2 separate regions of the Homo sapiens genome follow, and region 1 is linked to region 2. A link is an interaction called in ENCODE POLR2A ChIA-PET data of the cell type or tissue named here. Cell type or tissue: GM12878. All regions are shown on one strand. Region 1 overlaps ELL (elongation factor for RNA polymerase II). Region 2 has its middle 11 kb from the start of GDF15.

Region 1 (4,000 bases), 100 kb before region 2:
AAGGTGCGTGGAGCGTGTAGAGGCCACAGTTTTGGGCAATCTGCATATTTTTGTCTACAAGATTTCTGAAAAACCCTTTTCCATAAGCTTTCTATGCACCTTCGTGAATGCAGATAGAAATATCTGCTGCGGGCTGGGTGCGGTGGCTCACACCTGTAATCCTGGCACTTTGGGAGGCTGAGTCTGTCGAGTTGCTTGAACCTAGGAGTTCAAGTCCAGCCTGGGCAACATGGCAAAACCCTATCTCTACAGAAAATAGAAAAATTAGCCAGGTGTGTTGGTGTGTGCCTGTGGTCCCAGCTACTCGGGAGCTGAGGCAGGAGGATCACCTGAGCCTAGAAGGTCGAAGCTGCAGTGAGCCGTGTTCACACCACCGCACTCCAGCCTGGGTGACAGAGTGAGAGCTTATCTCCAAAAAGAAAGAAAGAAAAAAAATACTTGCTATGCCGGCCACTGAATTACACTTGGCTTGTAGCCAGTTGGAGTCCCTTTCCTGCTCTTACAGGCCCACCTGGCCTGCTGAACACACCATCTGTCCTCCCAGGCTGGCAGAGGAGCTGCCGTGGGTCCTGCCCTCTGCTCTGCCCTGACCGTGGCCACCTGGTTCCCTAGGCTGGAACCAGTGAGGTCCACAATGTGTCTGTCCAAGTTCCCTAGCTCGTCCCTGAGCCAACCAAGCTCACTGGGCAGATCTTCCTTTGTTTTGTAGTTCACGGAGACAGCCCCACTCAGTCACTGTCTAAACTCTCCGTGGCCTCAATGTCCTGCTCCAGTCCTGCCAGGAAGTCTCAAGGAGGATTCCTGAATAGCGTTTCCCAATCATTTGTGCTTTACTGGAAAGGGGGGGCCTGTTGTGGGGAGGCCACCGTCCAGGGCTCTTCCCGGGACTTCACCTTCCCTCTGCTGGACCACACGCCGTGGCTTGGCAGGGTGACCCAGCTCTGTAAGATCAGGACGTGTGTGCTGACACTGGTGCTTGGGAGAGTCAGCAAGATGGACTTCTGAAGAAGGAACAGATGCATTCCTTTCTGTCATTTCCTGCATCAGGGGTGGGGTGGCAGGCCTTGCCCAGTAGACAGCAGGGAGAACGTGCTGCCTGGGGAGAGTGGGCACTTCTGCTGAGTGGGTGCTTCTGGAGGGTGGTGGGAAGGATCATGTGTCTTTGGGGCAGCCTTGGCACCTGCTGCCTTGGGCCTCATTGTCCCCAGGCTGGTAGCAGGTATCCTGGGACCTGGCCAGATTGGGCCCCGTCCATCTGTCTGTGTGTCTCATCTCTTCACTGTGCCCTCTCCCTAGTTTCTGTCTTTGCTGGAGAGTTTTTAAAACAATCCTAGATTTTTTTTTTTTTTTTTTTTTGAGATGGAGTCTCACTCTGTCGTGCAGGCTGGAGTGCAGTGGCTTGATCTCAGCTCACTGCAACCTCCGCCTACCGGGTTCAAGCAGTTCTCCTGCCTCAGGCTCCCGAGTAGCTAGGATTATAGGCGTATGCCACCATGCCTGGCTAATTTTTGTATTTTTAGTAGAGATGGAGTTTCACCATGTTGGTCAGGCTGGTCTTGAACTCCTGACCTCAAGCAGTCCACCTGCCTCAGCCTCCCAAAATGCTGGGATTACAGGTGTGAGGTACCATGCCTGGCCAACAATCAGATACGTTCTTCTTCACCCGTAACTTTTCCATTTATATTTTATATTTGTTGAAGGGAGCAGGTCTTTTTTCCCATAGATTTTTCTGCTTTCTGCTCTGATGGTCGCTTCCCGTGGCAGGGTCAGCCCAGGGCTTCTCAGCCCCTGCACTGCTTGACATTTGGGGCAGGAGGTTCTGTGTTGCCTGCAGTGTGCTGAGCAGCATCCCTGGCCTCCCCCGAGCCAGATGGTGGGGACTGTCCCCGCCCTCAGTGGTGAGGACCAGAAATGGCTCCAGACATTGCCTCGTGCCCTGGGGAAGATTCACCCACCACACTTCCTGTAAACTGGTCACTCGGCCTGGAGGTGGATTTCGTAAGCCACTTCCTGTTGCTTCATCCCCGGAAGTGCTCTTTGCCGGAGGGGAGAGGATCAGGGGATTCTGGCCCTGGAGAGGTTCCTCCTCACCCTTTCCTCTGTCTCAGCATTGAGGACTCTCACTGCCTCCCAGGCTCTGCACCCTCGACCCTTTTCCCAAAGGCATTGCTGTCTTTACAGGAGTGTCCTCATTGAGGGGGAGCTGCCTACAGGAGTCTCCCAGTCTGTGTTCAGTAGCCCCAGTGGGCGCCCAGGCCAAGTGACCGCAGGGCGCAGGCATCACTGCCCTGCTGTGTTGAGGTCTGTTCTCCGAGTCAGGGTCTGAAGTCCAGTTGGGTCTGGGGAGCACCAGCCTCGGCACAGCTCAGTGCCTGCCTGTCCGGCCTTGAAGACCCAGCTGACCTGCTGACTGTGTCAGGCCAGCTGTGGCGGCCCTACCAGGCTCCCCAGCTCCCACCTGGGGCCCTGGCCTGAAGTACAGCAGCGGGGGTGACTTTGTATCTCAGGAGCTCCCAGTTCCATACCTCATGCTGGGTAATGAAAGTTGGATTTTTGCCACTCGAGGGCCTGAGAGGACTTGTGGGGGTGATGACCCCTCAGAGGGTCTACAGAGACTGGGCAGGCGGTGGCCTGAGGCATGGCTCTCCCCTGCTGGGTGTTCTTGGGTGTGAGATGGGCAGTACCCTGCAGGTGTCATGTGCTACTGAGTTACCCCGTTATTTAATTAATGCAGCCTGAGGCCAACCCCAAAGCTTCTAAGGCAGCAGGGAAATCACCTGTGCTACAGTCTGTTCCTGACCCTCTGTCCTGCTTCATAGATGAGGTAACGAGGCGCTTGGCCCCCCTGACAAGGGTTCGGCCATGACACCACGCATGTTGGCTCTGGAGGGAGCAGCCAGAAGAGGGTGTGGTGGGCCACATGCTGTCAGGCGTCCCCACCAGGCCAGGCTGGTGAGCACAGAGGGTGACAGCTGGTCCCACCGTGAAGGGACCTAGCTGGCTCTGCCTGTCTGCAGCCGACACTCACCTCCTGGGCCCTTGATTGGCTTGTCAGGGCACTGCACCCCAGCTGCTTTCTGTGTTTTTTCTCATCCCCCCCACCCAGTCCTTGTGTTCTCATCACCATCTATTTAGCACCCCACATTCAAAACCCCAGCCTCACTACCGTAATTTATGCCTTGAATGATCTTTTGCAGAAACATCATAAGAAAAAAGCCTTTTCTATTCATGCATGCTCACTGTGCCCGCGTCATCCTCTGCAAATCCATAGGTCCATTTAGGGTCACTCTCCCTCCTTCTGAAGAACTTCTAGAACCTTCCTCACAGTGCAGGCCAGATGCTGACAGAAGATTCTCTCAGCATTTGTTTGAGCGAATCTTTATTTCCCTTTCTCTTTTCACTGGGCATGGAATTGTGGTCTGGCGGTGTTTCTCCCTCAGCACTTTGAAGATGCCCTCCCAGTGTCGGGGCTGGCTCCTGATGTGCAGTGTCGGCACCTCGGCACTTGGGGCGACTGTTGTGGCTGTGCTGATTTGCTCATGATGCGCCACGACCTGGTAGTTTTCCTGCTGGGGGTTGACAAGGCTTCTTGGGTCTGTGGATTTATAGCATTTGTTACATTTGGGAATCTCTGGCCACTCTTTTCTCAGATCCCCCGCCTGCCCTCAGGACTCCAGTTACTTGCACGTGGGATCCCCTGCTGTCGTCCGCAGGTCACCGAGGTGGTGTTCGTTTCCTGTAGGCTTCTTACTGTGGGATTCATCTAGGTGGCTCCTGTGGCTTTGTCTTCAAGTTCGCTGCCCTTTTCTTCTGTGGTGCCTGCTGTGACTTCCACCTAGTGGCCGTTTCATTCCGATCCTCCGTGTCTCAGCTCCAGAAGCCCCTCGTGGCTCTCTCACGATACCCGTACGTCTTCCTCTTCAGCTGTTTTCCTTTAGGCTTGGAGCATTCCAAGTTCACAGTAGCTGTCCCAAAGCCCCTGTCTGTTCAGTCGGCATCT
Region 2 (4,000 bases):
AGTCTTTGTCTGTAATTAGAACTTGATCATGACCACGCATGTTTTAATTTCATATATATATTTGGGGAACAGGTTTATTTATTTATTTATTTATTTTATTTATTTTATTTTTTTTTTGAGACAGGGTCTCGCTCTGTCGCCCAGGCTGGAGTGCCGTGGCACGATCTCAGCTCACTGCAAGCTCCGCCTCCCGGGTTCACGCCATTCTCCTGCCTCAGCCTCCCGAGTAGCTGGGACTACAGGTGCCCGCCACCATGCCCACCTAATTTTTTGTATTTTTAGTAGAGAGGGGGGTTTTGCCGTTTTAGCCAGGATGGTCTCGATCTCCGGACCTCGTGATCCACCTGCCTCGGACTCCCAAAGTGCTGGGATTACAGGCGTGAGCCACCGGGCCCGGCCGGAATACAGTCTTTGCAAAAAAAAAAAAAAAAGCGGTTTGGAAAACTATCTAAACAAAGAGATGGCTACTGCCTTCCATAATTAAAAACAGAAACAAAAATCACAAAACTCTCAGGAAGGTGGAGAATCTGATTTCTGGAGTTACCATAATTTAGAATATTCAAATGCTCGCTTTTCAACAACAAAAACATCACTAGGCATACAGAGAAACAGCAAAGTGTGGCGCATTTTAAGGAACAAAATTAACAGACAGAAACCATCCCTAAGGAAGCCCACACATCAGACTCACTAGACAAATACTTTAAAATAACTGTCTTCGCTGGGCGCGGTGGCTCACGCCTGTAATCCTAGCACTTTGGGAGGCTGAGGCAGGTGGATCCCCTGAGGTCAGGAGCTCAAGACCAGCCTGACCAACATGGAGAAACCCCGTCTCTACTAAAAACACAAAATTAGCCAGGCACGGTGGTACATGCCTGTAATTCCAGCTACTCGGGAGGCTGAGGCAGGAGAATCACTTGAACCCAGAAGGCGGAAGTTGCTGTGAGCCAAGATCACACCATTGCACTCCAGCCTGGGCAACAGAGCGAGATTCCATCTCAAAAACAAAAAATGAAGAAGAAGAAGTTTGACACCAGCCTGGGCAACACGGCGAGACCTCATCTCTACAAAAATAAAAGTAATTAGCCAGGTGTGGTGGCGCATGCCTGTAGTCCCAGCTACTTGGGAGGCTGAGGTGGGAGGATTGCTTGAGCCCAGGAGGTAGAGGCTGCAGTGAGCTATCATTGTACCACTGCACCCCAGCCTGGGTGACAGAGCAAGACCCTGTCTCTAAAAACAAAAACCACAAAGTTTTTGCCAAGGAGCCATACTTTGGAGTATCACATTCTGAGTCCTGACAGCCTCCAGAAGGAACCAGTCCTGCTGTGACACCTTGATTTCGGACTTCTGGCTTCCAGAACTCTGAGAGAAGTCCCTGTTCTTTTAGGACATCAAGTTTGTGGTCAGTATTATGTAAACAATGTCATCTGCTGCCCATTTTTATCTCTGGTGGGTTTTTTTTTTTTTTTTTTTTTGAGACAAGAGTTTCTGTCTGTCACCTAGCCTGGAGTGCAATGGCACGATCTCGGCTCACTGCAACCTCTGCCTCCCGGGTTCAAGTGATTCTCCTGCCTCAGCCTCCCAAGTAGCTGGGACGACAGGCATGCGCCACCACACCTGGCTAATTTTTGTATTTTTAGTAGAGATGGGGTTTCACCATGTTGGCCAGGCTGGTTTCGAACTCCTGACCTCAGGTGATCCATCTGCCTTGGCCTCCCAAAGTGTTGGGATTACAGGCGCGAAGCACCGCACCTGTCCTTTTTTTTTTAGACAGAGTCTCTCACTGTCATCCAGGCCTCGGCCTCCCAAAGTGATGGGATTGCAGGCGTAAGCCACTGCGCCTGGCCCCTGTCCAGCTAATTTTTAAATTTTTTTGTAGAGACCGGGTCTCACCACGTTGCCCAGGCTGGTCTGGAACTCCTGACCTCAAGTGATCCTCCGACGTTGGTCTCCCAAAGTGCTGGGATGACAGGCATCGGCCACCATGCCAGGCCTCTTTTCAATTTCTTGATGGATATATTGACATCCAAAAGTTTGAAATTGTGATTGAGTCTAATTTGTTGTCCCCTCCAAATCCCCAAGTTTTCATCTTGTCCTTGTGGAGGGCAGGTTTTACGTTGCCAGCCAGTTAAGGCCAAGACTCGGTTCTCCTGCCTGCTTCTCCCCAGCCATGACCTTCTGTCCTTTCTGGGCCTCTGGCCTCGGTCAGGTGCCCTTCCCTCCCCCTCTTCCCCCCCGCCCCCACCCCCGTGCTCAGCAGGGAAAGCGGACCGTGGCAGCTGAGTATGAGTCAGCAGGGCTGGGACCATGGGGGGCGGAAGTGGTGGGCTCAGCCTCAGGGACCGGCTGTGCGAGTTCCTGCATAAACTGGCCAGGAAGTGGTCAGCTGAGGCTTCCCCCACGTGCTTGCTGCCCGGAACCCATTGGCCGAGTAACCCTGGGCCTCCCTCTTCACGCTCCACATTAGCAACCCAGTTCACACGCTCGCTCCCATCATAATTCTACTGTCCACAGTGTGTATTTATGAAGCACCTACTGCATGCCAGGCTCTGGCTGAGCTCGGATACACAGCCCTGTGATGGGGGTATGGAGATCTGCTCTGAGTCACAGGGGTAAACTGAGGCTCGGAACAGGGCAGCTCTGTGCCTGAGTTACACAGCACAGCACCTGGGTGACCTAACATCCCAAATCGTCATCCTCAGCTGGCTAAGTCCCTCTCTGTGTCTCCGTGTCCTCACCCTAAACAAAATATCTGGAGAATTTCCACTTTTTCTCTTTGTGTCTCTCTCTCCCTGGCTCTCCCTCCATTTCTGCCTGTCTCTCATCATGTCTATCTCTGCCTGTCTCTGCCTCCCCACGCCCTTATCAGCACCATACAGGGAAGGGAGAGGTGACAGCCTCACCCACCCCTCCCTGCTTCTAGGGGACTTGGACATGTCCGGGCAGGTCTGAGGCACTCCTGGTAAAAACTGGTGATTGCCTGGAGGCAGGGAGCCAGAACCCGAAAGAGAGGGTGGGAAGGTGGAAGACGTGTGGGGGGACTCAGTTGGGATTTCTGGTGCTGTACTTTGCCCCCTTACCCCCACCCCAGGCTGTCATCACACTGAGGATGTCTTGAGACCACTGCAGCATCTTTCCCAAACCTTGGATTTTGAGGGATGCATAGGAATCCTCCAAGCATCGATAAGGGCTTTGGGGAGGGTGGTTCTGGGAAGAGGAAGTAGGGGATATTGAGACTGCTGGGGGTCAGCAGAAACAAGGGAATGGGGTTCAAATGCCCAGTACAGAAATCCTATTTCCTGTAGGCGAAAGGGAGCCACAGAGGGTGTGAGAGGCTCAGCAGTTGGAATGGAGTGGAAGGGCAAGAATGGAGGCCAAGATCCTCATCTTTTCATTTTTATTTTATTTTTTTAGATACAGGGTCTCACTCTGTCACCCAGGCTGGAGTACAGTGGCACGATCTCAGCTCACTGCAACTTCTGCTTCCCAGTTTCAAGGGATTCTCCTGCCTCAGCCTCCTGAGTAGCTGGGATTACAGATGTGTACCACCATGCCTGGCTAATTTTTGTATTTTTAGTAGAGATGGGGTTTCACCTTGTTGGCCAGGCTGGTCTCAAACTCCTGACTTCAGGTGATCTGCCCACCTTGGTCTCCCAAAGTGCTGGGATTACAGGTGTGAGCCACTGTGCCCAGTCCACAGCTACTTTATAAGATTTATTTTTACTTTTGTAGAGATAGAATCTTGCTATGTTGCCCAGGCTGGTCTGGAACTCCTGTGCTCAAGTGATCCGCCTGCCTCGGCCTCCCAAAGCACTGGGATTGCAGGTGTGAGACAACGCACCGGGCCGACCTGCTCCTTTGAGTAAGGCTGGGAGCACCCAGGCGAGGGCGGAGGGGGCCTCTAGGGGATGGAGCCTCTTGCAGCCTCTCAGCCATATCCTGGGATGATCCTTGGACCCTTTAACTGCCTGTGCAGCCCTCATCCCAAGGGGGGACCTCCAGG

What was found. Peaks named below come from ENCODE experiments on the same cell type or tissue, not always from the same donor. Only the 100,000 strongest peaks of a DNase experiment are listed, where the experiment ranks them.
Region 1: POLR2A ChIA-PET joins it to region 2 with 6 read pairs; 3 of 35 experiments call an interaction of 5 or more read pairs at or near these places.

What each region holds. Positions count from the first base shown.
Region 1 is chr19:18,477,065-18,481,064 of GRCh38, reverse strand. The region is part of intron 1 of ELL (elongation factor for RNA polymerase II); the gene reads left to right. Among named protein-coding and RNA genes, the nearest start is that of ISYNA1, 41 kb to the right of the region's middle. RefSeq lists enhancers at 2,126-2,195, 1,609-2,511, 3,767-4,000. In GM12878, no CTCF peak of the experiment used is centred here; a DNase peak (open chromatin) is centred at 1,954; H3K27ac peaks cover 1,487 bases.
Region 2 is chr19:18,372,894-18,376,893 of GRCh38, reverse strand. No RefSeq gene overlaps it. Among named protein-coding and RNA genes, the nearest start is that of GDF15, 11 kb to the left of the region's middle. RefSeq lists a silencer at 1,167-1,394 and enhancers at 2,812-3,031, 2,761-3,055, 2,243-3,442. In GM12878, no CTCF peak of the experiment used is centred here; DNase peaks (open chromatin) are centred at 2,363, 2,772 and 2,886; H3K4me3 peaks cover 495 bases; H3K27ac peaks cover 2,542 bases.